2 separate regions of the Homo sapiens genome follow, and region 1 is linked to region 2. The links are chromatin loops, found by intact Hi-C in ENCODE. Cell type or tissue: PC-3. All regions are shown on one strand. Each heading gives the region's core, and the rest is flanking DNA. Links, peaks and the distances in the headings are about the cores only.

Evidence for each region. Peaks named below come from ENCODE experiments on the same cell type or tissue, not always from the same donor. Only the 100,000 strongest peaks of a DNase experiment are listed, where the experiment ranks them.
Region 1: it touches region 2 in a loop (2.4-fold over the local background); 3 of 110 quality-filtered maps call a loop at or near these places.

What each region holds. Positions count from the first base shown.
Region 1 is chr7:55,077,905-55,093,256 of GRCh38, forward strand. All of the region lies in intron 1 of EGFR (epidermal growth factor receptor), which reads left to right. Among named protein-coding and RNA genes, the nearest start is that of EGFR, 67 kb to the left of the region's middle. In PC-3, for the core only: no CTCF peak of the experiment used is centred there; DNase peaks (open chromatin) are centred at 8,587 and 9,057; H3K4me3 peaks cover 1,585 bases; H3K27ac peaks cover 3,355 bases.
Region 2 is chr7:54,831,286-54,846,637 of GRCh38, forward strand. No RefSeq gene overlaps it. Among named protein-coding and RNA genes, the nearest start is that of SEC61G-DT, 80 kb to the left of the region's middle. RefSeq lists an enhancer at 1-731 and a silencer at 3,032-3,223. In PC-3, for the core only: CTCF peaks have their summits at 8,536 (motif pointing left) and 10,624 (motif pointing left); DNase peaks (open chromatin) are centred at 7,076, 7,386, 8,466 and 11,196; H3K4me3 peaks cover 511 bases; H3K27ac peaks cover 5,191 bases.

The sequences.
Region 1 (15,352 bases), core at 4,928-12,927, 250 kb after region 2:
CGCAGCTTTGTTTGGCGAGCGGAGCTTTGCAAGGGTGTAATGCTGCACCAGGGAGACGCTATCTGCAGGGACCGGTGACGCCGTGGGTGTGGAGGGGGAGGCAGTGGCTGGCCCTCTTGGGGTAAGGTACGCCCAGGAACAGTTTAGAATAACGTGCGCGAGTCAAAGGGAAGAAGAAGCTCCTGCAGACCTTCTGGGCACTGTGCAGGGTTTGCTCCTGTCCACCGTGCCGTGTTCCTGTCCTGGGGTATTTGGGTGTGTGGCGTGTGGGGAGGGGAGAAGGAGCAAGGCGGCAGGGAGGGGATGAGGACCACCCTGTCCATGGGACAGGCCCTGGGCCCCGCACACACCCCAAGCCCCGCGTCCCGCGTCCTCACTGTCCTGGGACACCCCCCACCCCACCCCACCGCCACAGCCCAGAGCGGTGCCAGGAAGCCGCCTCGACGCAGCCGTATCTTGAGGCTCCAGCCCCATCCCCAGGGTACCACGCCACGTAGAGACACTATTTTTCACTTCGTGTTTGTCACTCCTAAAGCATGTGTGCTAGCTGCACCAACCCTGGGATGCCTCGGTGCATAGGGTTTATGTGCGTCCTCCTCCTTCCCTCTGAGCTGGTCCCCCGTGGGGAACTGCTGCCCAGACTGACCTGCGTCCTTCCGCACGTGCAGGAAAATGTCCACGTGCACTTGTCAGGGTGGGGGCCACACGGGCACCACCACTGATCATCTGTGGGATCGAGTTACTGCCCATGCAGATCCCACGTGCAGGGCCCAGTCGCTTTGGTGAGAGAGTGGACGCTGTGGTGACTCCACGGTCTGTGGCTGTGCTCAGGAGGACAGAGAGGGGACATCCTGAGATGGTTTGGGCAGCCCGCGGATCCTGTGCATGTCCCCAGAGCGTCCACTTTCTCCATGGAGCAGTGGAGTGGCGTTGCTGAGACAGAAAGTTCAGGTTCTCCACTCCCCATGCAGCCCCCACTCCCCTGTCTCCGGCCAGGCACGCGTCTGGGGTGGAGACTCCCGGTGCCCGGGGCCCTCCAGACCTCTTTCCCCACCCCAGGGAGCAGGCGGGTACTTCTATTCCGTTTGGCTTCAGAAGGGAAAAGAGAACGTAAGTTCAGGGAGTTCTCGTCCATTCCTCTCCCGTGGGCCGGGCAGGCAGCAGGGACAGCCTTCAGGAGCCAGGAGGGGCTCGAGCTGCGAGGCCCTGGAATGAGGCAGGCATGGGCTGAGGCTGGAGGGAAAGCCCCGCTAAGGCTGGGCGGGGGCGGGAAAACTTACCACCAGGGGACTCGAGATGGGGAAGGAAAGGTCAGAAGAGGAGAGGCCAGGCACGGGGTGTGGGCGGCCTGCAGAGCTGGAGCAGGTGCTCCGCCCAGAGCCAGGCATGCACACTCAGAGTAGGTGGCCTGTGCAGCGGGGAAGAGGGGCGGGTCGGCGTGCTGCTGAAGATGCAGGAGCTGCGGCCTGCTCTGTGCGTGCTGAAGGTGTGGTGAGAAGCACTTACAAAAAGAAATGGACTGTGTTAGGATTGCACATTTTACTTTGTTTCTCCCAAATACGTGTTCTTTGAATTTTTTTCCTTCCAGGGCCAGGACTGGAGTGATGGTTGAGACAGGCACGCACTGGGTCTTGTCTGCATTTACATTTTGAGATTTTGTTCAGCATGGATTTTATGGCGTTTTTTTGTTTGTTTGTTTGTTCGTTTTCAAAATACTGCACGGTTTATCGTGAAGACAGGGTCCTTTGCTGCCGTCTTAAGTTTTGGGCCCAAGAACGTGCCCCACCCTAGGCCCGGGCCTGCTGGCTTCATAGCTCTCATCATTCCCACGGAACCTTAAGACCTGAGGACAGAAAGGAAGGAAACAAGCCCAGTAGTCCGTGAAAATCCAGGGTCCCGCCACTCCAGGTGTCTGCAGCAGAGCTGAACACACGTAGGCTCTTGCCAGGAGGGGCATTTGTATGTGCTGAGCATTCCTTATATTCTCAATATGACGCCTTTGAAAGATCTGTGGTTTGCAAATATTTACTCTCAGTCCATAACTTATCTTTCCAACCTCTTACCAGGCTCTTTTGCTGAATAAAAGTTTTAAATTTTGAAGTCTAATATATTTTTAATTTTTTTATTTTATGGATCATACTTTTTGTGTCAGGTTTGAGAAGTCTGCACCAAAGTATGTCCTGTGGTTTTCCCTTAGGTCATCTTCAACAAGTTTCATAGTATTTTGTTTAGATGTAAATCTGTGGCCCATTTTGAGTTAGTTTTTGCACAAGAGTTGAGGTCAAGGTTCTTTTTTTGCCTGTGATGTTCAGTGGCTCTGGCACCATTTGTTGAAAACATGATAGCCAATGTCAAGACTTAATAGTTATAATAATCAGGAGCTTTTGTTTCTTTTTGTTTTGTTTTTAGTAACTGCCAGTCACTGCTTGTGGTATACATACACAATGGAATACTATTCAGTCTTAAAAAAAAAAAAAGAAGGAAATCCTGTCATTTGCATACCTGGAGGACATTATGTTAAGTGAAATAAGCCAGGCACCAAAAGAAAAACATTGCATGATCTCACTCCTTCATGGAATCTAAAAAATTGTATTCAGAGAAGCAGAGAGTGGAATGGTGGTTACCAGGGGCTGGGAAGGTGTGAGCTTGGGGAGATTTGGTGAAAGGACATAGAATCTCAGTTAGACAGGAGGAATAAGTTAAAGAGATCTATTGCACATCATGGTAACTGTAGTTAGTGACAATGTATTGTATACATGAAAATTGCTAAGAGAGTAGATTTTAAGTGTTCTCACCACACCAAAAAAAGGTATGTGCAGTAATACAGTCATTAATTAGCTTGATGTAGCCATTCCACAATGGATACATATATCAAAACATCATGTTGTATACCATAAATATATACTGTCTCTTTATGTAAATTTAAAAATAAGATAAAATAAATGTTATTCACTTGTCGTGGATGTGGTGGGGACAGGTGTGGGATAGCCCTCCCTGTACAACTAGGACCCAGGGGTGATCTAGTGACACTAGCCATTTATCAGGACGTATGGGTGCCAGTCAGGATGATAAAGCTTCCTTTTGGCCACTATACTACTTAGAAATGCCCTGCAAAAGGTGCACATCAAAGATTGAAAGCTCAATCCTGGATTTTAAGTGCTTCAAAAGTGCACTTAATTGCCACATTTTTGTCAAACATTTTCCCAGGTAGTATTTTTCCTCATGTAAAACAACAGCAATTTAATTTGAACAGAAAGCATTTTGAAACATACTTTTGGCAGGGTTCCTTGCAGATCAGAATGGAAATGATTAACAGGGCAATTATCAATCATGGACTTTTGGCGGCAGAAGGAACTGTATTGTTTGGTACAGTCTGGGCCAGGGCCACACACCGTAACGGAGATACTCTATTCTGTGGACGGTTGGAGGGGGCTGTGCTGAGCAGGGTAACTGCATCTTTTCCTAGACTGTTCACACTGCTGCCACGAAGGAGTCTTGTTTAGACTGGACCTGGCTTTCTTCTTCGCAATGAGTGTTGCAGACTCCCGACAAAGGCCAGGTGGTAAAGTGTGGTGTCTGTGAGCGAGAGCCTGAGATGCCTGAGCTGACCTGTCCTCAGCCACCTGCCATCGTGCAGAGGTGAGAGCAGCCCCTGAATTCTGCCCCTCGGTCTCTCCATAGCTAAAGCAAAACCATCCTTCCGTGCTCCCAGGACAAGCAGGCTATTACCAAATCACCCACTAACCCTGGGCGAGGAGGGGCCATCACTGCACAATTCATCAGTGTCTGTGACAGGAAGAGATTGTTTTAGACTGGTTTTTTTTTTTTTATTTGCAAGCTTTTTTCTCTCTCCAAAACGTGCTGTCAGTGTGTTCTAATTTACTCTGTAAGGAATTCTGGAGCTAATCATAGGCTCACAAAAAGCAGCACAGGAAAGTTTCCCAGATAACATCTATTTCAGTGGCTTTCAAACATTTTTGACCTTACCAAAGTAAGAAATACATTTTAATATCATGGCACACATACAGCTGTATCTAAACTTTCATAATACTGCCTTTACGATATCACTCTGATATTGTCTATTCTTTTCTGTTTATTTTTCTTTTTGTTCCTTGTTATGCTGGTTGTGACCCACTCCAGTGATTTCACAATGCAGGCTGGGTGGTGTCCCACAGTTTGAAATCCCAATCTAGGGCCTTCCTCTCACTGTACAAAGTAGGTAACTGGGGACATTAGTGGATCAGTGATCAAACCAAAGTTATTTGATCTTACCAAGTGATATCAGGATGAGAAAGCTGTTAGAGTGTCAGATATGTGAAGGAACTTGGGTCATTCCTGATACCTCAAAGAGAAAAAAGGTAGTCCTTGAACACCTCCTACTTGTAAAGGATGCACAATCCTACATGCCCCTCCCTTTCCTTTCCTCCCCTCTGTACCCCACCCCTGCCCACATTTTCTTCATAAGCAGCTTTGGTGTTTTGGCTTGTTTGTTTCCCTTGTCTCCTACCTGTGACTTTATAGCCTTTTGGAGACTCACAGCAATAGTTGTATTTAAACTCAGTGGGTGGCATCCAAGGCTAAAAAGGAGATTGCCTAGACACAAAACCACCCAAGGGAGAAAGCAGGACAGCATCTTACTATGATTGTTTCTTGTTTCTTCCTGTCTCATAAGGATTATTACCCAGGGTTTTCATTTTTTTCATTTCATGGTTCATTTTCGCTCCAGTGTAGACATACAATAGACCACTCGTCCCTGTGGCTCCGGGCAGCAGCCTCATCTGAGACCCTCCTGAGACATCTCGTGCAGGGCAGCCGTAGTGTGTGGCTTCCCCAGGGCTGCTCTAACAGATCACCATCCTTGCCATGGCTTAAGAAGCTGCAGATTTATTTGCTTACAGCTCTGGAAGCCAGAAGTCCAAAATCAAGGTGTCAGTAGAGTCTCTCTCTCTGAAACCTGCTGAGGATGATGCCCCTGGCCTCTCCCCAGCCTCTGGTGTTCCCAGCAGCCCTTGGCATTCCTTGCCTTGTAGATGCAAAACTCCGATCTCCACCTCTATCCTCACAGTGAGTTCTCCTGCATGTCTGTCTCTGTGCCTTCACATTCCTCTCTGTGTGTCTGTGTTTCCATCTCCTTATGAGGACACCCATCACTGAATCAGGGCCCACTCTATACCAGTAAGACCTCATTTCAACTCCATTACATCTTCAAAAACCCCATTCTCAAATAAGGTTACTTCACAAGTGCTGGAGGTTAGGACTTGAACATACCTTATTGAACAATCCAACTGATGACACATAGTAATTTATGCACTCGTTCTTGGAGACGTTGACTTTATTTAGTAGCATTAACCATGGCAATGTCACCAGCATCGCTGACAGCCTGAAGCATATGATCTCCAGAATGTATTTCAATCATCATGTTCACTTCCTTGGTATTCTTTAGACAATAACTCAGCCTTGAACTCCAGTAAAGGGTTTCCCTGGGATTTTCTTCTTGACTCACTCCACTGTGGCCTCCCTCATCCAGGACTGTAACAGACGCCTGACGTCAGTGGTCTAGACCTCTCTGCTGAATGTCATCTTTGGTGAATGTCTTATGAGAAAACACATGGTTGGTCACTCTTAGAAGGGCATGAAAGCCTGTCTGCAGTATAACCAAAACAGGCACATGGCGAGGCACACTGTGCGCATGTGTGTACAATTAATATCATGGTTTTAAATTATTTTCAGGCCAAGGGGAGATCTTTGCTGCATCTACTGAAGAAAGCGAATCTTTTTCTTCCTGAAAAAAAATGGCTACTTATTAGTCGAATTTGTGTTTTAAAAATATGTGAACTAATATAATGCAGACATGCATTAATGTTTAAATATACTGGAAGTTTTTGGTAAAATGAAACCCATTGTCTCTGTTGATTACTTTGATGAGTCAAGAAGTAACATCCTGGGAATGATTGGCCAGTTTAAATGAGTGCCTCAGGTTTTTGGAATACAAGAAATCAAGAGGAAGGGATTAGAACATATAGGTTAGCAAGATTGGGATCCTAAAATACAGACCCAAATGAATGGAACAAAATCAGGGAATTTATTAATAACAGGGTCAAGGCCAAATCAGTAACAAATATCCTGAGTGGAAGAAAGGTGGTTTAACAAATGCCCCTATGAAAGATAGAGATTGGCTTACCATGATGAGATGTAAGCCCAAGTTATGAGGTTGGCACACAAAACCACAAATGTCATAGCTTAAAACAACACACACTTCTTATCTCTGTTTCTGTGGGTCAGGGTCTGGGTTCTCAGGGACTCACAAAGTATGTTTTCATCTGGAGCTCCAGGTCCTCTTCCAGGCTCATAAGGGTTCTTGGCAGAATTCAGTTTCTTGAGGCTGTAGGACTGAGGTCCTGGCTCCTAGAGGCCACCCTCTCCATAAGCAGTTCTTAGCATGGCCGCCTGCTTCTCCAGGCCCAGTGGGAAAGCATGTGCCTCCAGGAGGGCTCAGTCCATTCTTCATGGCTTTTACCTGGTTAAGTCAGGCCCACTCAGGATAACTTCATTTTGTATTAAATCAAAACCAGCTGATTTGGGATGTTAATTACATCTGCACAACTTCAACTTTGCCATATAACCTAACCATGGGACTGATATTTATCATGCATTTGGGTCAAGTTGCATTAAGAGATATAATAAAGCTGGACAAGCTTCTGTTGATTAGAAGAGTTCAGTTACAAGGCTACACTTGGGAGGAATGTTTACAAACTGGAATGGTCAGAGGATGGGGAAGACACTTGAGAAAAGTCAAGTGACGGATGAAGGCAAATGTGGATATTTATCTGGGAGAAAACTAAGAGGAGTTATAATAGCTGTCTTCAAATATTTAAAGGGCTTTTATTAGGAAGAGGAATTTGGCATATTGGATTTTGCCTTCAGAGAAGTGGAGTCCTGAGATGCTCTTAGCCATTCATTCCAGCCTCCAGGGCTCACCTGCTGTCTTCTGTCCAGGTTCTCGGTAGCAGGGCAGTACAGCCCCATCCGTGATCTTCCATAGTCAGGCATATTGTCACACTCAGTGAGCGGAGAGTCAACCGGGAGGAAGGCACAGTTTCTCTGGAATGACCTACGGAATGGTACGCTCAAATGCAAATTCTCCTTCCCTTCCCCAGTCCTTGTCCTTCAGATGGTAATTTAGGAGCTGAAGGTCAGGGCACCAGCAGCCTTTGGAAGCCTACAGGACAACAGTCAGCCTGGCTAGAAAAAAAAACAATGTCACAGGCATGTTGTGTTTAATCACATGAAGGATATTTGCATTGTTTTCCAACTGATGCCAGCAGACACATTGTCAGTGGTATCATGCCTGGGGTATCAGAGTTGACATTGGGTTGCCCCTTCTCTGAGGCATTCATGTAAATCCTTTTAAGTTTATAAAACCTCCATGTGGCTCCTGCATGCTTCATCATTTGCATGTGTCTCTTTTTCCAGGGGAGGCAGCATGGGGAGCAGGATGCTGGTGGGCTCCAGGTGCAGAGAGCAGGGTGGGCGTCAGACCCCAGGTCCACTGTGCACGCCCTCTTGTAGAGCCCGTTCCGTTGTCCATGAGATGAGGAGTGTTCTTATCTCTAAAGTATTATCATGAAAACCTAACAATGTAGAAAGACTAAAGCACATGGGTGGTGCTTCATAAATAGTATTTCTCCCACTTTCTGAAAACTCCTGCTGAAGTAACTGCACAAGAATCCTTGAACATTTAGAATTCTGGTTTTAGCCATACCATAAAGTCAGTAGTGCGTGGTGGAATTCTGCTAACGAAAATTGCGAAGGATCAAGGCAGAGTACAGAGCTGGTGTGTAGCGGGTACCTTCTGTCTGCTGGCACTAGGTATTTTACACATTAAATCAGCTCGTTCTCACATCAGCTCTTTTAAAAATAAGGAAATGAGGAGCCACAGTGGCCCAACTGATGCAGTGGCAGAAGTAGAATTTGAGCTTGTGCAGATGTGCCTCCGTGTTTTGTCTCCTGAGCATGCTGCCCCAAGTTTGACAATACCAAGATTTGTACTGGAACATTCCCTCCCATCCCCACCCCCTAGAAGCCCCTCTTCCTCCCTTAGATTTGACACATAGTTTGAAACCACTATTAACTACCTTATGAGAGCCACTGTTTGTGAAGTGCTGACTATGTGCCAGGTCCCGTGCCGTGCAATTTTTGTGAATTATCTCGTGTCTACAGTGCCTCACAATTTCTCTGCTCAATACCTCCATGTTACTGCCGAGGAAAGGGAAGCTCAGAGAGAGTAAGTAATTTGCTCGAGTTAAAGAGCTGGCCAGGACAGCCAGGGGCTTGCACCCCGGAGCCTTCATCCACTACACTGTCAGCTGGTATCTCAACCAGCCATTACAGGCTGTAAAAAAATTATATAAGATAGTCTATGGTAATGCAGAAAAGTGAGGTTATTTTGCTCCCTTTCCCTTTGAAGAAAAAAGCCCTGGAAAGACATATCACTTGAGTATGGGAAAAAATGAAGCTGTGGCTTTTCTGTGAGTCAATTCTTTCCTGGCAGCTTCTTGGAATAAGACCAAGTATAGCAGCAGAGTTTTCTGTTTTAATTTGAGCTGCAGGGTGACTTTTTTTCTTCTATGCTTTCATCTCTCTGTGGCTTCTTTTGCCTCGTTAATTTCATGCCCTGCCCAGGCGGGCTACTGTGCTGCCCAGTCACCCGGGTCTGGGGCGGCCACCGCTGGCCAGCAGGCAGGCCCTCCAGAGGCAGAGGTGGCCACGCTTAGGTCGCTCCCGCTGTGGAGGCGGCACACTTGGGTGGCAGCACAGCTGTGATGTGGCGGCAGCTGGCAGCCCCATGGGAAAGATGTGTGAAGTGTGGGGTTTGACGACCCATGGGAGAACAGACTTTCTTCCTCTTCTTGTTTTCCCTTCAAAGCCGTGAGTCAACCTCAAATTCTCTGTCTTTTTTCTCCACCCCCTCGTGCCTCTCTCCCTCACGCTCTGCATCTCTCATTGCAAGCTTGCATTTTTTTGCACACAACACTATCTTAATATTTCTCTTTTCTGCAGGCAGGAAATGAGAAGTCATTTTTCAGGGTCATTCAGGAAGTCATCCAGAGTTATAATGGCCCATTATCTACTGGTCAGAGTTTACTTAGGCTTTCACTACTTCCACTGCCCACTTGAAACAGGGAAAAATATTTTCCCCCCGCGCTGTGAGTGTGCTATTTAGAGCTGACCACAAGCGGGGGGAAGAGAGGATGGCTCGGATGCTGCATTTCCACTGAGAACACAAGGCTGGCAAAGCTTGTCTGCTGCCCAGCAAGCACTTCAGGCTCACACCATTTTAGGTTCACTTTAAGTAGTTTCTCAATTGTTAAAAAAAAAACAAAAAAAAAAAAACCTGTACTCTGAGGATATGCTTATAATCCCATAGCTAACCCAGAATTTCTTAGAGAACTGATCAACATCAGCAGTGGCACTTACTGAAAATGCACATTCTCAGGCCCTGCGTAGGGCCTACTGAGTTAGAATATTAGAGAGCAGGTCTCAGAAACATTCTATCCGGCAGTCTTATTCTATGCACCCGAAGGGATAAGAGCCATGCTTTCATGAAACATGGGTTGTGTGTAAAATGTTTAAAAGGTATGGCAAAATGTGTTTGATTGGCACCAAGGATTTCTGGTTCCTCCTAGAATCATTAATCAAACTTTGAAGGAGAAATAAGAGAGTCGGCATTTTCTTGCACATTCTTTGTGATGTTGTGATGAGTTGGAAACTTCCCGATTGGGTTTATTAGAGCATGAACACCCAGGCACCCAGCTTCTAGCCAGCCCTGTCAGGCAGAGTCTCCTCGAAGATGTGGAAAGGACTGACCAACAGCTGAGGCCTACAGGAACCTGAGCAGGCAAGGGGAGAGGCACCCCGGAACCAGGAGCAATGGCCTTCCCACCCTCCCTCGTCCTCTCCTCTTCTCCTTTTGGAGTTGCAGGCCACAGAAAGGAAGTGACATGAGTCACTTTGGGCCTTCTTAATTCCTTCATCAAAGGCAGCACAGGTGTGTATGTGTGTTGGTGGCTAATTGAGGTAGGCCCACAGAGGAGATAACAGATGGACATACTATTTCCTTTCTTCCATTCTGATATAATTCAGGGTATAAACACACACACACACACACACACACATTCTCACTTCTTTGGCATCTACCACACCTGCCCCAGTGCCCATTTCTCTCCCACCTGAATAAAAAGCCCCCACAAAGCCTGAGGTACATGGAAAGGAGCAGTGGTCTGGCTCCCAGGAGTGTGAGAAGCAGCCATGTTTTCAGAGGCTGTATTCCACTTGGACTTGGCCCTACGCTGAAGGTAGGAGCGGATGGGGGAGGCCCCCTTCGCACAAAGAGCCCCATGAAAGAGTGCACAGTCCAGTCTATAAAACAGACGCAGAAAATGTGTGTAGGACTTCTTCCTGAAAAAGAGCGTGGTGCGTCCAGTACCTCCATGTTCATGGAACTTCCCAGTCTGCAGTTTACCCTTTTGTGCAACTCCCTTTTGGTAAAGCCCTGGTCACACTTCTGGTTGTTCAGATTATACAGGGATAATTCCAGAGTGATTTTAAAGTCAACTGCCAGGCATCCGCACTTGCAAATTAGATGCCTGGCACATGCTTGTGTTAAGGTAATAATTCATTACAATACAAATTACAGGGGAGTTCCTCTGGGCATGCGACCTTTCCCGTCATTTGGCTTTCCCTGTGATTATCAGGGGAGCTTCCATCGTGCTGCTAATGGGACCTTAACCATGTGTCAACCCATGGCTGTAATGCTGACACTGTTTTCTTTCTGGAATGAAAGGCCTTCGCAATTGAAACCAAAATGTTATCCAACTCAGTCCTGTCCCTTTGACGATGAAAACATCAAGTTCTGGAGACTGGCCATCCAGCCTCCCTGCCTCATCTCCCACGCCCTCCATCATTTTTTGTCTCTACTTACTTATTTATTTGGCTGTATTTTACGTACATCATGCAAAAATATTCCTCTTTGTAAAAAGTATAATGATTTCAGGAAATTAGAGGGTAAAAAGCAAGAACCATGCTTTCACTCCACTGTCAAGAGTTGTGGAAGAATCCTTCCAGCATTTTTTCTGTGTATTTTACATACATACAAATATATGTACAAATAAAGGTCGATCATTTAGGTTTTGTTTATATTTTTGTATATATGAGCTTATGTCATTCATACATATTGTTTTGCCTCTTGCTTTTTTTTAACTTAATTTTACTTTGCTTGAGAGCTTTTTGAACTGAAGTACGTGTAAGTCAGCCTATGCATGTAATGGCTCCCTCATCTTCTGTGAGGCTGTCACTAAAAAGGGGATTTAGCTTGTTCTGGGCTTTGCAGCCCGTACACTGGGCACTGTTCATACGTACTTCTCTGTGCACGCAAAGGAGGGCTTGCTAGGGAGGCCTGGCAGAGGGTGCCATTCAAATAGGATTTTCAATGGAGGAATTTTTAAATTTTCAGTTATTTGAATAAGTTTTAATATATATCCAGAACCCCAAATCATCAAGTTTGTTTTCTTCCACATCTGTCCTTCCATTTCTGAACTATTTTAAGGCCAGTCATGTCTCATCCAAGAAATCCCATCCTTTCACACAACACTATCTCCGTTTCATGGTTATGAATCTCTAAAAGCATGATTTTTAAAACATAATCACAATGCTGTCATCGAACTTAAAAATTAGCCATAAATCTCTTATGTTACCCAACAACCAGCCTACTGACACATCTCCAGTTGTCTCAAAAATGTGTTTTCCATTGTGGTTTGTCTGAAACATGATCCAAAAGTCAGACCCACCTCTCACCTTTCCCTAACCTGCCGGAGCCCATGTTTCTTTCCAGCCAGGCTTGGAGACCACCACACGGGATTTGCTTCTTGGGGCCTCCCTCTAACCAGCTATGCAGGATGCCCTCTTTCCTGTCAATACAAGCTGCTCAAAGGACTCATTCAGTTCAAATTCACCTATGTGAGCCTAGGTGATGCTACTTATTTATTTATTTATTTATTTATTTATTTATTTATTTATTTATTTTGAGATGGAGTCTCACTCTGTTGCCCAGGCTGGAGTTCAGTGGCATAATCTGGGCTCACTGCAAGCTCTGCCTCCCGGGTTCAAGTGATTCTCCTGCCTCAGCCTCCTCAGTAGCTGAGATTACAGGCACGTGCCACCACGCCCAGCTAATTTTTATAGTTTTAGTAGAGACAGGGTTTCACCATGTTGGTCAGGTTGGTCTCAAACTCCTGACCTCGTGATCCACCCACCTCGGCTTCCCAAAGTGCTTCATGTTTTCAGGAGCTGTACGTGCATTTTTAGTTTTGATGACCAGGTCCTTTTTCTGTTTTTTAAAGAACTTCAAATGATCTCCAGGGTACACAGCGCTTGTGTGCTGATGAAAAAGCTGGCAGTACAAAGGCCACCAGCCAAGGTCACACAGCCAAAAAGCCCCTGACCTCGGGCCCCTTCCCAGACCCTGGGTCTTTTGCTGCCACATGAATCTTCTTCAAGGTCCTATGTGTAGATTTTCTTGACTTGGCCATATTATTTAGGATTCAGATATAATAACAAAATAGATGTTAAAGCATAACATGAAGGCATTTAAAAGGGTAGAAAGCACATGATTTACTAAAACCATAAATCTTATGACCTGAAAGTTTCACCTAATCTCTTAAAAAATACCGTACTAAACCCTGATTGAAAATCAGAGCTCAGACATACAGCCTGAGATGCCAAAAAATGGCCAGGCTTGTCTGTTGAGAAAGCCATATGTAACTAACTGTTTGGAAATTCAAAATATATCTTATCATTTTAAAAACATCTTTCTTCTAAAGACAATCATCTTGGCTTCAGGAATGAGGCTAGTAAAAAGTGAAATACTCCTACTTGTGGAAGAAATCCTCATTTTAACCATGAAGAACTGAAAAATGCATTCTGATGTTGATGGACCCAACCTATATTTGGGTATTTTATGATGTACACAATATACTTTTGTATATGAGATTGTTATTAAATGTGACTTTGCTTTTTCAAGACATACAATGTTCCTCCGGGGGTCAGGCACTGTGTTTAGCACTTTGTCCTGACCTCATCTGACTTCTCAGCTGTCCCTGAGAGGTACCAGTGTGCAAGATCGCTGAGTTGGCAAGTGATAGTGACAATATTTTCACCCCAATTTCTAATTTAAAGACCCCGATTTCTAGTTTTGTTTTGTATTGGATTTGCACAATTTCACGTTCTGAAAGAGGATGCCCTCAACTTTGCAAAATGGGCCTTTTGAATGAAAAGGATCAGTCATGTCAGGAAAAGCGCTACAATGATGAAATATGATAAATAAGTCAGTCTTTCATCTGTAATTATCTACTATGGGGTAAAAAGTGATGAAAACTACCATCTTGAAAGGTTCTGGTGATAGTGGTTCCTAATGCAGTGAAAGATGTGTAAGTCAAAGATTTGTAACCAGCCAGGGAATGAGAGGCGAAGCCATAGCTGGTGGCGGGGGCCACATCTGGGTGTGGGGAGGCCACAGTTGGGTTGGGGGTGGGGCCTGCAGTTATCCACACCCCTCCCACCTCCCTTCGACAGTACAGGCTTCCTGGTTACCTTCCAGAGAGTAAGGCCAGGGAGAGTTGAATAAGTTGAGAAATGTCATGTCGAAGCTATTGGTGGAAAGAGTTCCATTAATTGACAATACAAGTCCCTACTACATTCTAAAATCTGGTCCTGACTAGTGGCAAGCCGGGCCCAGGAGTAGCACTTAAACAATGGCAGGCTTGTGTTGCTGGCAGGATACTTCAGCCTCAGAGGAGCTGTGTGCAGCTGGGGAGACTCACACTCAGAGGATTTCAAAGCAGAGGGCATCTCGTAGAGCAACTTATCCAAACCCTGACCCACTGTAAACACACACACACACACACACACACACACACACACACACACACACCCTGAGAGAGAGAAAGAGAGAGAGATAACTAAAGAGAGAGAACTAAAGTTTGGCAAAATAATACATGCTCTAATGAAGGTTTATTAATGATTAATCTACTCCTAGCATTTCCTAGTCCACTCTATCTCCTTAAAAAAAAATTCTGGTTGCAGCCCACTAACTTGATTGTACAGCTGCTTAATGGATAGCAGGCTGTAATTTTCAGAGAACTGTTTAATGCGGGCTACCTCTGTTCTTCCATGCTGCTTGTGGTTCCTGCTCTGCTCAGGACAGAATGGGGAGGAAAACAGGCTCTGCGGCACAATATTGGCAAGTGAAATTTTGTAAACCGGCCCTCCCTTCCTTTTGCATTTGGTCTGAAAATTCAATTAGATGCTGAGTCCTACAATGTATTTGAGAAGCCCAGGAGTGCCCTAGAGGATGAGACTGGGTGGCTCCCTGTCAGGTTGAACATTTGCCTTAATTACTTTGGCAAGATTTGCATCAGTGGTATTAGTCCCTGCCTCACTTGGAGGCCTGCACTTAAGTGGCCACATTCAGGCTCCAATTTCCTGGTGATTTCATAGTGTAGGGCACTTGCAATCAAAACTAGGCTTAAAGCCCAACCCTCTTACATTTTACCCACCCCCACAAATGCAGCAAATAAAATGACTCTGATTTTCATTCCCTAGACCTCTTTTCTATATTTATTACATTATTGTTAAGACAGTTTTTGAAGAAAGCTGTTTTATTTAACAAAATAGCTTTATGGAATCAACTTCATATATCTTCTCCGCCAGATCAAAACAAGCTCGTAGTATTAGATGTCACCGAGCACCATGACAGGCAGATGAACATCATCCCTGTGCCCGGCTAATGATAGCTCGGCCTGCCCCGGCGTCAGCCGCTCCTGGCAGGGCCAGCGGGCGGTGTGGGACCGGCACCGTATCTCCAGCAATTCGCAGATAACAAATATGGTTCTGATGATGTTACTAAAGATCTGTCCCTTTCAAGATTGGATTAGACATTAGGAATTTGGAGGGCTTTTTATTGCTAGCATTTTTAAGAATAACCAATTAGAGTATTGATTCTAAAGTCTGAAAGCCACATGGACAGAGTTCATGTAATTGGCTACTTTATGTGCCTCTTCCTAGATTGCCCTGCATTTTCAAAACAAGAGCCTTTCTATTTTAATCAAAAGAATCCAGAATGAAATGAGGCTTTGAAAACTCAGCCTATGTTTGTCTTGATTTCCTTAACTGACATCTAGAAGAAAATATGAGCTCAGGGGTCCGCTGGGTTCCTTCCAGCGCCTAAGCCTGTAAGCTCTTCCTGCTGGAACCAAGCTTTAAATGCACTTGTCAGTCATGTCCCATGAGAATAGAT
Region 2 (15,352 bases), core at 4,828-12,827:
GGTAGACACTCAGTACCTGCGTGTAAAAATTGAATGAGGATGTTAAGTGTTCCCACCACAAAAATGACAACTATGTGAGATAATGCAAGCTAGATTTAGCCATTCCACAATGTATATATACAGTAGTCCCTACTTATCCATTCCAAGAGGATACATTCCAAGACCCTCAGTAAATGCCTGAAACCATGCATAGTACCAAACCCTACATATACTTGCGAAAGGAAAACCAAAACTTAGGAACCTAATTTCACTCTGCTAAAAGAAAATATTAAGCTGAAAGCTGAGTCATGCAAGAAGCTGCTTTTCCTTTTATTCCCAAGCAGAGTAGTACAGATAAAAGGTTAAACATCTCCACAGGTAGCTACTGTACCCTCACCTTATCTTAAGTGAAGCGCCGATTTACTGAGAGCTAGAAGAACACATAATAGGCTATTCCCCTACCTGCTCCTTTTCTCTTGCAACACATGGATTCAGTCATGTAACCACAACTTCCCTCTTTCCCCTTTAAATACCAAAGCCCTCAGAATCGTCTTTGGAGCAAGGCACAGACCTCCCTTGCGGGCATTTCCTTAACCTTGGCAAAATTAACTTCTGAATTGATGGAGACCTTTCTCAGATACTTTTTGGTTTACACACTATACTTGGCAGTCAGTCTGATCACCAAGACAGCTAAGTGACTAATGGGCAGGTAGTGTATAACAGCCCAGGTACGCCGGACAAAGGGATGATTCACATCCTGGGTGTGATGGACGGGACAGTATGATATTTCATCACACTACTGAGAATGGCACACAATTTAAAACTGATTCTTAATTTCTGGAATTTTCCATCTAACACTTTTGGACCATGGTTGACCACAAGTAACTGAGACCGCAGAAAGGAAACTGCAGATAAGGGAAGACTACTGTACTTCAGAACATCATGTTGTTCATAATAAATACAAACAATTTTTCTGTCAACTAAAAAATAAATAAAAATAAAATGTTTACTACCATAAAAAGAAAATGTGATATACACATATAATGGAATATTATTCAGCCTTTACACGGAAGGAAATTCTAACACATTTCTGCAACATGGGTAAACCTTGAAGACATTAGGCTGAATTAAGTGCACCATTTGATTCAATACATATTCTTTTAAAAAATCTATTCCACGTCCTCTAAAATATACCATACAACTTTCAAACACTGAAAAAATACACAAAAAATATAAAGTAGAAAAGGTGTTAGGAGTTATCTTAGTGAGTATTTTTACAAAACAGTAGTTAAAAGATTATAGCAGATGGAAATAAAGTAAACAAAATAGCATTAAAGCATTTAAACATCATTAAAAAGATTAAATCATTGTTGGTTTTAAAATACACCTATCCTCTTTCTCTTTTCATAATATGTACCTCAAAAATACAATAAAATACTAGTAGAAATTATCTCTAGAAGTTGATATCACAGAAATTATTTTTGCCTTGAGTTTTTTGCGATGATAATGTATTACTCTTAAAATCAGAGAAGCTGTAATGCCATTTCAAACAAAGTAGAAAAGCCTCCCCATTCCCTGCCCCACCACTTCCCTCTTGCAATGCGGTTTTTCAATAGAAGCGCAGAGTAGAGGAAGGTGATCCTAAGGATTCTCCTCCTAAGAGGGCCAGGACTGCACCTCGCTGGCCTGGGGTTCACACAGGACTGGTCCTGGAGCCCTGCCTGCTCCATCTGGGGGAGGAAGCCCAGGACTGGGCTGCAGGTTTGTGAATAGGGGCACCGAGGCGTGCAGCGACGCTGAGTGACTCTTCCATAATGCAGGGCTGAGTGGGCAGCAGGCCAGACGTGGGTCAGGGAGCGTTCATCCCGAACCGTGTCCAGCCCTGGCCTCGCCGGCCCAAGTCGCCCGCCCTGTGCAGCCAGGGGACGGCGACGAGGCTGAAGTGCCGCTTGTTTCCGAGCCTGGATGAGTAATGACGCGTTTCTTTTCCAGAAGCAACGTAAATCTGGCTTGAGGCTGGCACAACACAGCAGGAGCAGTGCAGGCTGGTGGCCAGGCGCCCGGCCCTGCGGCTGCCGAATCTTCGCGAAGCCTGCATCCGAGGCGCGCACTGGTTCCAGGCCCTGCGGCCATGCGAGGGAAGCCGCAGCGGTGGCCGCAGCGGTGGCGGCTCCTAGAGCGGTGCGGGCTGGTGCTGGCGGCAGGTGGGATGGAGGGGGGTGGGCTCTTCATGTCTCTCAACCCCTGATTAGAATCCGTGTCGATTTCTGGACACGCGGGCCGAGAGGAGCTGAGATCCGGCCGGCATTTCTCAGCCATGAGTTCTTTTTTGTTTGTTTGTCTTTGTTTGTGTTTGTTTTGAGACGGAGTCTTGCTCTGTCCCCAGGCTGGAGTGCAATGGCGCGATCTCGGCTCAGTGCAACCTTCGCCTCCCGGGTTCAAGCGATTCTCCTGCCTCAGCCTCCTGAGTAGCTGGGATTACAGGCGCCTGCCACCACGCCCAGCTAATTTTTGTATTTTTAGTTGAGATGGGGTTTCGCTATGTTGGCCAGGCTGGTCTCGAACTCCTGACCTCGTGATCCGCCTGCCTCGGCCTCCCAAAGTGCTGGGACTACAGGCATGAGTAACCGCGCTTGGCAACCATGGGTTCAAAGCAGGCGCAGGGAAGCTTCCGGAGGGTGCCTGGACGGCAGCTAAATGGTTGGGGCCTGGCTCCTGGCTGACCCTGTCTCATCCCGGGTGGCCGGCTCCCACCCGTTTCTACAGGGCCGGCCTCCTGCCCTAGGATTCTGACTCTGCAGGCTTCCTAGCCCAGGATTCCTTTTTTTTTTTTTTTTTTTTTTTGAGACAGAGTCTCACTCTGTCGCCCAGGCTGGAGCGCAGTGGTGCGATCTCGGCTCACCGGTTTCACCGTGTTAACCAGGATGGTCTTGGTCTCCCGACCTCGTGATCCGCCCACCTCGGCCTCCCAAAGTGCTGGGATTACAGGCTTGAACCGCCGCGCCCGGCCCCGAGCCCACGATTCTAACACGCAGTGGAGGCTGAGAGCCTTGGCTGGGGCGCCCTAGCGTCAAGCTCACCATGTGGCCTTTGCGGCACGTCTGCTTCTCTCTGCCTGGACCGCTCGGGTTTGAAGGCCCAGGGCGGGCCCCAGACGTCTCAGGGGCCATAGAGGCGCTGCTTCCGGAACTGCTGGAAGAGGATGACCAACTGCTGCTGCCAGGTCGAAGCGTCCTTGCGGAGGGACCCTACCAGGAAGGACAGGGAGCCACAGCCCTAGTCCCCTCGGCTCTCCTCCCGCCTCCCAGTGCCTGGTCCAGTGTCCCAGTGGCGGAAGCGAACAGGGACCAATCCGCAAAGGAGAAATTGAGTTGGCAGTGACATTGCCGGAAAATCACTACTGCGGAGTGCGGAGAGGTGGTTTGGGGCTGATAGGCAATGGTTTAATTGCAGGCAGAGTCTTGCGCCTGATTTGCCTATCATAATGTCCTTGGTGGAAGTTATGGACTTCCACCCACCCTGCTCCCACCCTCAGTGTGTGCATTAAATTCAGAACTCTCACCAGGCCCTATGTTTGCTGTGTCCCCTGCCTCACTTCATGCCCTGTACAGTGACCTTCCGTCCTGTCCTCATGCTCACCGCACAGTCTTTGACCAGAGTTTTTGCATCCCCATCTCTGCAACTTCCCTCAAATCTGCTGCAAGGCAACACATCCTCTGCCTCCTTTAAATCCCGATTCAATCCTCACTGCCCCGACCTAAGTCAGTTCCGTCCATCATAAAGTCCCTTGACGCCATGCAGCAATTCAGCAATTCAGCATCATATTTATCAAGGAAGCTTGCTTGCATTTGTGAGATCCCTTTGGCACCTCCCTCTGCTAGAGGATAAATGCCAAGGTCGTGAACTGCCTCTCTCTCTCTTTTTTTTTTTCTGAGACGAAGTCTTGCTCTGTCACCTAAGCTGGAGTGCAGTGGCACGATCTCGGCTCACTGCACCCTCTGCCTCCCAGGTTCAAGCAATTCCCCTACCTCAGCCTCGGCAGTAGCTGGGATTACAGGCGCACACCCAGCTAATTTTTGTATTTTTAGTAGAGACGGGGGGTTTTACCATGTTGGCCAGGCTGGTCTTGACCTCAGGTGGTACACCCGCCTCAGCCTCCCAAAGTGTTGGAATTACAGGCGTGAGCCACCACACCTAGCCGAACTGCCTCTCTCTTTGCTGGCCTCTTAACACCTTGCCTGGCACAAAGGAGGTCCTCAAAAATGTGTGTTGAATAAAACTTGCACAATTCACTAAGCAAGACTCCTGCACTAAAGATACCTATTTTAAAACTTACAGAGTTTCTAGTTAGCTAGAACATAGTATCCAAGAGGCTGAGAATCTTTGCCTAACCATTTTAGGACCCTTTTACTCCGTGAAGCCAGTGCCCATCACAATGGCTTTCACAGAGTAAAAGGGTCCTAAAGTGGTTTTCCTGGGCATGGTGGCTCATACCTGTAACTCCTGAATTTTGAGAGGCCAAAGTGGGAAGATTGCTTGAGGCCAGGAGCTCGAGACCAGCCTGAGCTACATATTGAGACCTCATCTCTACAAAAAAGTTTTAAAAATTAGCCAGATGTGGTGATACACACCTGTAGTCCTAGCTACTCAGGAGGCTGAGGTGGAAGGATCTTCTGGGCCCAGGAGTTCAAGGTTTCAGTGAGCTATGATGGTGCCACTGCATTCCAGCCTGAGCGACAGAGTGACATGCTGTCTCTAAGAAAAAAAAAAGGGTTTTCACTCCTATCTCTAATAACTCCTCTTCTAAGAAAATATTACAAGAATGTAATCAGAAAGGCAGACAAAGATTAAATACAAATTTAATTATTATTTGCACAGAAACAGCTGGAAACAAGCTAAATATCCTATGTTAGAGAATAATTGAATAAACTATCAAGTACTTCTTGATGGAATATTATGATGCCATGAAAATAGTACCTGAGAATTTCTTTTTTTTTTTTTTACTTTGGAAACATTTTATGGGATGAGGATAAGAAGAAAATTTAATATGCTACATGTTAAATTATTTCAACTGTGCAAAAAATATACAGAAAGCAATTGGGAAAAGTAGCCAAATAAAGAATGATGCTAGGTAGTTGATTGTTTTATTTTCTTTTATTTTTACCCTTTTTGTATTATTCAAATTTTCCACAGTGTCACAATGAATAAATCAAAAGCTATGTAAAAATTAAAGAATTTGCCGCAAGTCCTGGGTTCATAACTGTGACTGATAGACAGCAAAAGGGTAAGCAGCCAACATAGCCAATGAGGACCGCATGCTAATTAGGTTCCTGGCACAATTTCGGAATATAAGAAGGGCAGACAGATTATCCTGGGGTCCTCTTGTTCAGGCTGGGGTGTGAACAAGTGAGGGTGAGCATTCTTCCAGAGACCCTGCGAACAACTCAGTGGGGTCACGCAGTGCAGCTGTGCTTAGTGGAGGGTAGGCAGTCAGGACAAAGTGAATCCTCGGGTTGTGACCCAGCACGTGATGTTAGCAATGTGGTGCCTTGGTGCAGACTGAGTAATCTCTCCCATTTCTCCTCCTCCTGAGAAATTCACGAGGCAGAGAGTGGTGGACCGACAGGAATAGCTGCCAACCCTGAGGCAGAGATGGACGTCTAGGGATCTCTGGTGGGAAACATGCCTGATCACAGATAAGACTCCTCAAGCGGCAAAAACACCCTGGCCTAAGAAATGGATAGGAACGTAGTTTGAAACCTTGCACTCGATCACCCTGTTCCCAGTGGAAATAGATGCCTGCGCTATAGTAAGTGTAAACTTTCTCTCGCTGTCTTTCTTACACGCACACACACAAATACACACATTCTCTTTCATGTTGACCTGAGGAAAGTGACCCAGTGGCCTGACCCAGAACCTGATTCCTTGCACACATCTTGGCGCAGCCATTGAGGTGCCCAGCACCCAGACACACAGCATTTAACTGGGGCAGCTGGCTTCTCAGACCTGCCTGGGAACGCTAACTGGGCATTGGATACGGTGCGAGAGAGAGCTCAGAATGCGTTTATGGTGTCCAGCAGATGACCATCCCAGTGTGGGACTTTACAGTAGTAATGAGCAATGGAAATTTTGAAAATATTTCTCAGAAAACAACCGCTGGCCAGAGAGCCCTAATTTAGGAATCTTGCACAACTTTTCCATCACGTGATGAATTTTGAGTTTCTAGTGTCACATGTGCCAGAGTTTTCAGAGTCCTGAGGCCTGTTTTGCTTTGTTTTCTTTGCCTTTTTATAATACTAAAGATTAAAGCTAGTCAGATATTTTGGGATATTTCAGTTAAACAAATCTCTGTATTTCAAAGCAAAAACGATAGATAATACTGTTTTTGCTGGTGGAAAATAAGCTAATCGTCCTTGTTGCCTGAAGACTGCTTTTCAGCAGAACGGCCAGGCCCTGCCTTCACATAGAGATGTTACAGGCTCTGAGTGAATGGAATAGGTGTCCAGGCCAGGTAGGACTTAAAGTTTCTAACAACAAATTAAATGGTTGTTGTCGAGCAGAGTGAGTAGAGTTTCATGAGTTACATGAAGGATTGTAGGTGTGGGTGCCCCTGAGCCTCCTCACACTTCAGTGTATTTGCGATGTTGCATTGATGCTGTTCCTGAGCTAGGGATTCAGAATTAAGCTGACGGAGCCCACGCCACGTGAACTCCAATTCCCACTGCAGTGTCCTTGATCCACACTGACATTCCAGAGCACCCCCGTTCCGCTCTGCAGCAAAAGTTAAGACACCAGAAGCCTTTGTAAATGATCCCTGAACATTCAAGCATGTTCCTCCAGTCAAAAACCAATACAATGCCAAGGATTTACAGGAATTGTTTTGGAAAATTATATACATTGAATTAGCCCACTCTTGTTCAAAATCATTGCACATCCACTCTTGGATAGAACAGTATAATGCATGTAAAGCACTTGTCAATCCAGACAGCTATATAAATCTTAGTTATTTTTATAGTATAATTGACAGAGCTCTCATCTTGAGTCATCTAGCAAATAATTTATAAGTGCCTACTACATGCCAAGCAACATTCTGGGCCCTGGGGATAAAGGAAGGAAAACAGATAAAAATTCCCCAACCTAATGGAACTTGTAGTAAGGGAGGAGAAAATAAACAAGACCAATAAGTAAAATAACTTGTGCATTAGATAAAAAGATATGCAAGAGAAAAACAGAACAAAAAGGAGGGGTATATATACTGGGGAGGGTGAGAACTTTAGGTAAAGTAGCAAGGAAGGCCTCCCCCAAGGGTGATAGCTGGGTAAAGTTGAGGCCAGTGCAGCTGCAGTGCCTTGAGGGGTTTGGGAGGTGGGCGGTGGAGGGAGTAGGAGATGGGGCCAGGGATAGCAGAGCCCAAACTGTCTAAGGGAATAGCCTTAAGGGACATTTTAATGATGTTGGCTCTTACTCTGGGTGAGATGGGACGTCACTGTAGGACTCCGAACAGGGAAACGGCACAAATTTTAACTTCATCACTGGCTTCTTCTTTGAGCTCTTTCTTGACCTCGGTTGTCTTGTCATTGAAAAAAAAGGCAGCAAGTGTGGTTGTGTGCCAGGCCTATCCTCCCACTTAATCCCGCTGTTAGATTTTATGATCTCTGCTTTATTTTAGAGGCTAACGAGGGTAAGTATCTGCCTAGAGTCATGGAGCTAGTAACTGACGAAGCTAAGGTGGAATTGAGTCTGTTATTTTCTGTTCTAATAACCGCATCACCTTTCACAAAATAAATGCATCTATCAGAAGAATTGGTGGACCAATCTTGGGGACATGGGGAGGCAAAGTTGAGTCACAGAGAGCCCTGGTTGAAATATAGGTTCCATTTGGACAAAGTTCAGTTTACAAGGGACTTTCACATCCATGCCTCATTTGATAAGCATGATGGTACTAAAGCACCATTGCCCGGATTGCAGAGGAGGCACTTGGTAAGGTGTAGAAAGCAGAATTTCAGATGATAGTCCAACACTGTATTCTTCGCAACCTTCTCACTGCTGGACACCCAAGGACTCAGTAAGAGGGAACAGGAGAAAGAACATGACTTCAAAACCTAGCTCAGATGTTACCTGTCAAGTTAAGAATTAGAAACACAAGTCCTGCAACTGGGCTTATGAACACAGTTGATCCCTGGGAGGTGGGGTGATCCCCAGGAGAAAACAGGCAAATCTGACTCGGGTCCCACACACTGCAGTCATTATTTTACTGTGTCTTATAGGCTGTGCTTTGCTTTACGGGCTTAGATCTACATCTAATTTGGTTCCCCTTCAATATTTCAATCTTCATTCAGGGCTCTGCTTCCCTGGGTCCACCCACGCCCTGTGTCCCCAGCTTGACCCGACAGCTTCCATGAGTAATCGGGTCTCCACCCTGGGGATACCCTCCCATCTGCAGGCTGCATCTGCACTTGGCTTGGGACAGCCTTGGCCAGGGCTGCAGGGTGTTCCCTCGTGGCCGCCTGCCTCTGCTCCCTGCCCTTTGCCTCCCTCTGGTGGGCACAGTGGCCATCCTGGCAGCAGGGCTTGGTCAGGGCCTTTGAAGTGACCTGCTGTGTCAGACTCTTTGGGGCTTAATGTGGGTCAAACTCATCTGCAGAGCTTGTTTTGAACACACATTGCCAGGCCCCAGCCCCAGAGTGTTTGATTCAGTCAGCCTGGGGTGCATCCTGATAATGTGCATTTTTAAACAGGTTCCCAGGTGATGCTGATGCTGCAGCACACTGAGGAAGCCACTGCTGCAGTCCCACCAGTTCACGGAAAGTGGCTGCAGTGTGCAAATGTTTCAGAACTGCTGGGGCAGAGACCAAGGCCCTTGTTCCCTGAAACATTGATTAAGACGCCTAGGCTTCTCTGATGCCTGGGTCCATGTATTTAACAAACGTTTATTGCATACACAATGCGAGGTGCAACACAGTAGGCACAGCAGTCATGACACACCCCCAGCACCTCACAGTCAGAGGAAAAACAAGGACAAAAGAGCCACATTTAAGCAGAATTAGATTCCAAGCTGCAGTACAACATTTTTGAGGAACTACCCCCCTCCAGGATTAAAGTGTTTACTTTGGGAAAGTCCTTCTAATAATGGTATACTTCCAAATTCATCAATAAAAGACTTCAGCAGTTAAAAAATAATTATCATCAAGGATAACATTTTCAGACTACTGACTTTGCTCCAGGTCCTTTCAAAGTGTTGATTCATTTATTCCACACAACAGCCTATGGAAGTAGATTCTGTTATTTCCCCCCATGTTACAGATGTGAAAACTGAGATACAGAGGGTTAAGTGACCTGCCCAGGACCACACAGAGAGGAAGAGGAGAAGTTAAGATTCACACCCTACCGATCTGGACGTTATAGTCCATTCATAAAATGATTGTGATACATTTGAAAGCTAAAAATGTTTTTTTTTCTGTTGAAAAAGTAACAAACACATGTATAAAATCTGAAATTTAAAAGGAGTTACAATATTTTCAAAATTCCGCCATGTCCCCACCACCCAGAGAGCTGCTGTTTACCTTCTGGTCTGCCAACTTCTTTAGGAACAAGAGAACTGCAAATATATGGTACCCAATTGAGATACAGAAAATTGTTGTAATCTACATTTTATATAATGGTGCTTAGAAATACAATCTACACATAATTATACAAAATGCATGTCTATTGAAAAAAACTGAATAACAGTAGAAAGAACAAAATAAGAATCATTCAATACTTCAGGATTACAAATTCATACTCCAAGAGCTTACGAGAATTAAATGGAAATTAAAGAACATCTGTATAGATGCAAGATAACGAGATGAGGAACATGTCTCTACATAAATATTCACTGAATTCCTGATTTTCATTTTTACACTGACATTTTTACTTTGTGCCTTTATGTTATCATTGAAGATGTCCCTTCAGATACTTCAGATATTTTACTTTACATTTTAATGGTTTTAGTGTGGTGGAGACACCCTGAGAAGCTACTCAATCTTTCTCATTCAGTAATTTTCTATTTTTCATCTTAACTCAGGACAAAAAGACACAAACAGTTTATGATGTTAGAGAAAGAGTTGAAAGTAAAATTGGTAGACATATGGATTGTTAATTTCTCTAGAGGATCCCAAGGGAAATAGAAATATTTTAACTGAGTGTTTTACATTGTTAACTCAATGCTTTGTCATATGTTTTGCTTTGACCAATGCACTTGAAAATTTTCTCTAACTTGCTGAAAGGGTAATGTAGACAAACATCTTTGCATTGCTATTTATTTGCGTTTAAGTGCATGCATTCTGGTAATAGTGTTTCCCAAAGAATAGTTTGTGGACATTAGTCTCATAATGTTCCACAGAAGAAGGGCTCTGTGGTCTAACACGTTTCAGGAAACATTAATACCACAAATCCTCCTCTGGGTATGTGTAATATCTGAGAACTTCTAAAGAGGAAAAAATAAAGCCACTAGTATCATTAGTATCATACGTTTTGATGACTCTGAATGTCAGTTTTCACACTAGGTCACTTTTGTATAACTGTCAGAGAGACATGCTATAAATTTTGGGGATTTTACAGTACAATATTGCACATCATTCACACTGAAGTGCATATGTCACGCCCCCTGGAGGACACAGAGCCAAGGCCAGCAGGTCAGTGGCCTTGGTTTGCAGCAGTGTTGGCAGAAGCACTTTATTCTCTTTCCTCCATTTCCTATGTGTACTGGAGACGCAAAGTAAACCAGGTTGTCTGCCAAACTTGAAGGAAGCCAGAGAGTCCAGAAAACTGTAGGCTTTCCTGCACCCAGAGGGAGATATTACTCTTGGAAATAAGACTTTTTCAAACGATAACCTTCTAGGTGAAAGAAAGTACTATTTGAGCTTCTCTTCTCCAAACTGTTGGTCTTTCACAATGAAAAGAGTTTGGCCTCAACAAGTGAACAAGGACCAAGGGTAACTAAACAGCTCAGGCAGACACAAAAGCCTGGTTGTTGCAACCGAATTGACTTAGCATTTACTGCGTTTTAAAACTCAAATCCATTTGGTAAGGGGGCCTAATCATCTAAGAAAAACAGTCATGTGAAGAAACAGGATGCTGCATCTGATTGATTTATAAAAGCATCAGGTTACTGAAGTTTTAGCCAGCTCATAGGAAAAATACTTTCCCATTTACTCCCCATTTCCTTCACGTCAGGATAAACTCATTCCCACACTACAAAATATGCCTTCAAAATCCCATACCCTGCATGAGACCAAATTCTTTGGCTTTTGGAGGGCTTTCTCCACAGCCTGAAATTGATTCCTGACAGCAGTTCCTTTGTGGCTTTGCTCAAACAAACTCGGAATCTTTTGGCTCATGGCACCAGCAGTAATTGAAAGAAGATACCACCACTGTTTTGTACATTCATGGAGCTGCTCAGGAGAAATGTGCTTTCTTTCCTGATCAAGGCTTTACTGCACTGCAATTGTCTTTGGTCCCATGTAAGCATGTTTATCGTTCCTAACATCCCTTTTGCTGTTGTTGTTTAGTTGTTTTACTTTTTTATTTTTCAAGGATAATTTCAATAATATTGCCATGTACACAATGGCATGTTACATATAAATATGTCAACATAATGTCTATAACTTATTATATCTGGGTATTTATAGCAGAAACATAGACAGTCATAAATACATACTCAGGAAATTCCGGGCTATTTCTGATTTTCAAACACATGTAATATGTGGTCTCATTGAGAGTTTTCTCTGTTGTTTCTGGAGAACATTATTTACACAGCCAGAAAACAAAAACTTTTTTAAAAGTACAACTAATTTTAATATGAAGAGGAATCTGCTTTTGCTTTGTAAAGGTGTATTTTCTGTAGAAATATTGAACTGACAAGGGTGTGAAGGAAAAGTATTTTCCAAGAGAAGGCAAATGTGGAACTAGATAGAAAAGAATGAATTAGAAAATTATGTAGATTTTGGAAGATGTTCCTCTATTTTTTTCTATTATCTAAGTTTCATAGATATTTTTTTCCTATGGAAGGAATATCTGTCTTGATATTTACTGTAGTTATGATTGGAATGGTGCTATTTCTCCAATATATGAATGGAATACTCTTAGTGATAGGGAAATTTTTCAGATATCAATAAATGAATTGTAAGTATCACGGTGTTGCTTTTCTTGCTTTACACAAAATACTGCTGGGTTTCTTAGCTATAAACCATAAATCCTTTGCCTTATGGCCCTCATAGTGATTGAGATTAGAAGTAATTGATCCATTACTGAACTAGTGTTATACTAGGCATCAATGAAGATGTTTTCTTTGACATTTTCTGTGTAGCCTTCTAATAACAATAGCATTTATCGTGCACTTACATTGTGCATTGTTTGTTTGGTACAAGCATAAGCTCGCTTAACTTCAAAACCTGTAAGGCATAGTTATTATTATGATTATTTCTGCGCTCAGAAGAAGAAACCAAAACAAAGGTTAAATAATGTGTTGAAGGTAAAGAATGGTGTAAGAATTAAACCCTGGTGGTTTAACTTCCTGGGATTTTAATCATTTCTTTTAACACTATTAGTTCTCTCTTAAAATGAACATGCTCATTAAATTAATTCAAATCAATATTAGGCTGCCCTTTTAAAAAACTCAGAGCAAACAAGAACAATTAAATTATGTATTTACTTGCCTTTGACCTTGAGCAATTGACCTTTCTCTAGACAGGGCTAACAATTTTACTTGGATTTGAGTAGCTGCAAAAATTGCTGAGAAGTCAATTTAAAGTCTTAGGAAAACGTTTTATCAGACTGAAGTCTCCTAAATCATTTGTCAATCACTTGTTGGTAGTCATTTAAGTCGAGCTCAATCGCCCTAAGCCACATATTCATTTTAATCCATGAATAATGTAGTAATGACTCATTGACAGCTATTAACCAGCTCCTAGAGTTTTCATACCTGCAACTTTTAAGGGATTCTAAGCAAAGCATTCTAGAAATAAAACAATATAAATAGAAAGTAGTCATTTCACTTTCATTTTAGGGTAGATGACATGATACAAGGATGACTTTAGTAATAATCAATTGCTCTATGATACCTAGAGTTGTCCCTTGGTGAAACTTGGTTTCACAGCTTCTACCTCTCAAATGTATCCAGAATCCAACCACTTCTCACTACTTTCCTTCTCACCACTTGTGAAATAAAACCCCTGGCCCTGAATTTAAATCCTGCTCCAAGCCAAATCATCATGCCTCCCCTGGATTTTGGCATTAACTCCCTAAACTGTCTCCTAAATTGCCACCTTTGTCCACAGTATTCTCAACAGGGAAGCCAGGTGATCCTTACAAAATGTAAGTGATACCATGTCATCTGCCATCTACAAATCCTATTCCTTTCGCTCAAGGCCTTTCTTCCTATGGGTGTGAGGCAGCAGGTTCACTGCTTCCCTGTGATTCTGACTTCGTCTCCTCCTGTTCTCCTCCTCACTCATGCCACTCAACCCGCAGGCTCCCTGTTGTTGACCCCGCCATGCCCTGCCTGCACACGAAAATAGTTCTCTTTAGCCTGCTCTGTGAATTCCTCAGAATTTATAACTTCCAGCACCCCATATGATTTGTATATTTATTATCTTTTGTGTAGTATTTATTATTTATCTTACCTGATGAGAATGTAAGCTCTCTAAGCAAGTGGAGCTTATTGTCCGCTCTGTTTGAACAAAACAGATCAGCATCTGGTAGGTTGTAGCACTCAATACATATTTATGGAATGAACAAATGAATGAATGAATGATTAAATGCCATTAGCTGGACCCATGCTTCCATGGTCAAACATGATGCTAGGACATTCAGTTCAGTCAGCGTTTGTATACGGTATTGGTCTAAAGGCAAATGATGACCATACATAAGAAATTAAAATACATCATAATGAATGGCATTAAAAGTCAATAATACTAGCTTGAAAGACAATAAGATAAGATGGTGGAAATAGACCCTGGTACTGAAATTGACTAAACTTTAGTTAAAAGAAATCCCTGTTCCACCATTTATCAGCAAGATGACCTTTGGCAAGTCACTTTAGCATACTAATCCTTAGCTCTCTCCCATATACAATAGGGAAATCTGTGCTGCCTACTTAATCTGGTTGTTATGAAGAGTAAATGAGTTTACATATTTAAGATGCTTAATATAATTTCTTGATATGTAATAACTATTGGGGGAAGTAATAACATAGTAATTTAAAAAATGTAGAGAGAGCCTCAGAACAATCTGAAAAACACATCCCTCTTAGTTATTATAAACAATTAGTTTTGAATCAATAATGCCTGATGAATAATAGTTTTTTTAAAATGGGCAAGAATTGACCATTGATCTTTTAGAATTTCAGAGTTGGAAGTTGCATAACTATCTAATATTTGGTTAATTCTAAACCTTTTAGCCTTGGTCAGCAGTCCTCAAAACTTTTGGTCTCAGGACTCCTTCATACTCCTAAAAATAACTGGAGACCCCAAAGAGTGTTTCCTTATGTGGGTTGTAGGTATTGATATTTTCTATATTCAAAATTAAAACTGATAACTTAAAACAATTATTTATTAATTCATTTAAATAATATCAATAATACACCCATTAGATAGTAAAATAAATTTTCTTTACAAAACTACATTTTTTAAACAAAAAATTTAGTGAGAAGGGTAGCATTGTTTCACAGTTTTGCAAATCTCTTTTTTTTTGAGATGGAGCCTTGCTCTGTCCCCAGGCTGGAGTGCAGTGGCACGATCTTGGCTCACTGCCACCTTCGTCTCCCAGGTTCAAGCGATTCTCCTGCCACAGCCTCCTGAGTAGCTGGGATTACAGGCACGCACCACCATGCCTGGCTAATTTTTGTATTTTTAGTGGAGATGGGGTTTCACCATGTTGGTCAGGCTGGTCTCGAACTCCTGACCTCGTGATCCACCTGCCTCGGCCTCCCAAAGTGCTGGGATTACAGGTGTGATCCACTGCGCCTGGCCTTTGCAAATCTCTTTAATGTCTAGGTTAATAGAATAAAACTGGATTCTTCTATCTGCTTTTGCATTCAATCTGTTGTGATGTCATACATAATGCAGGCTTTGCAAACCCCCCTCAATCACTCATGACAAAATGAGAGTGGAAAAGACAAATAACATATTAGTAATACAGTCATGTGTTGCTTAACCAAAGGAATATGTTCTGAGAAATTCATTGTTTGGTGATTTTGTCATTGTGTGAACATCATAGGCTGCACTTACACAAGATGATACAGCCTTCTACACACCATGGTGGTATAGCCTGTTGCTCCTAGACCACAAACCTATGCAGCATGTTACTGAACTGAATACTGTAGTCAATTGTAACA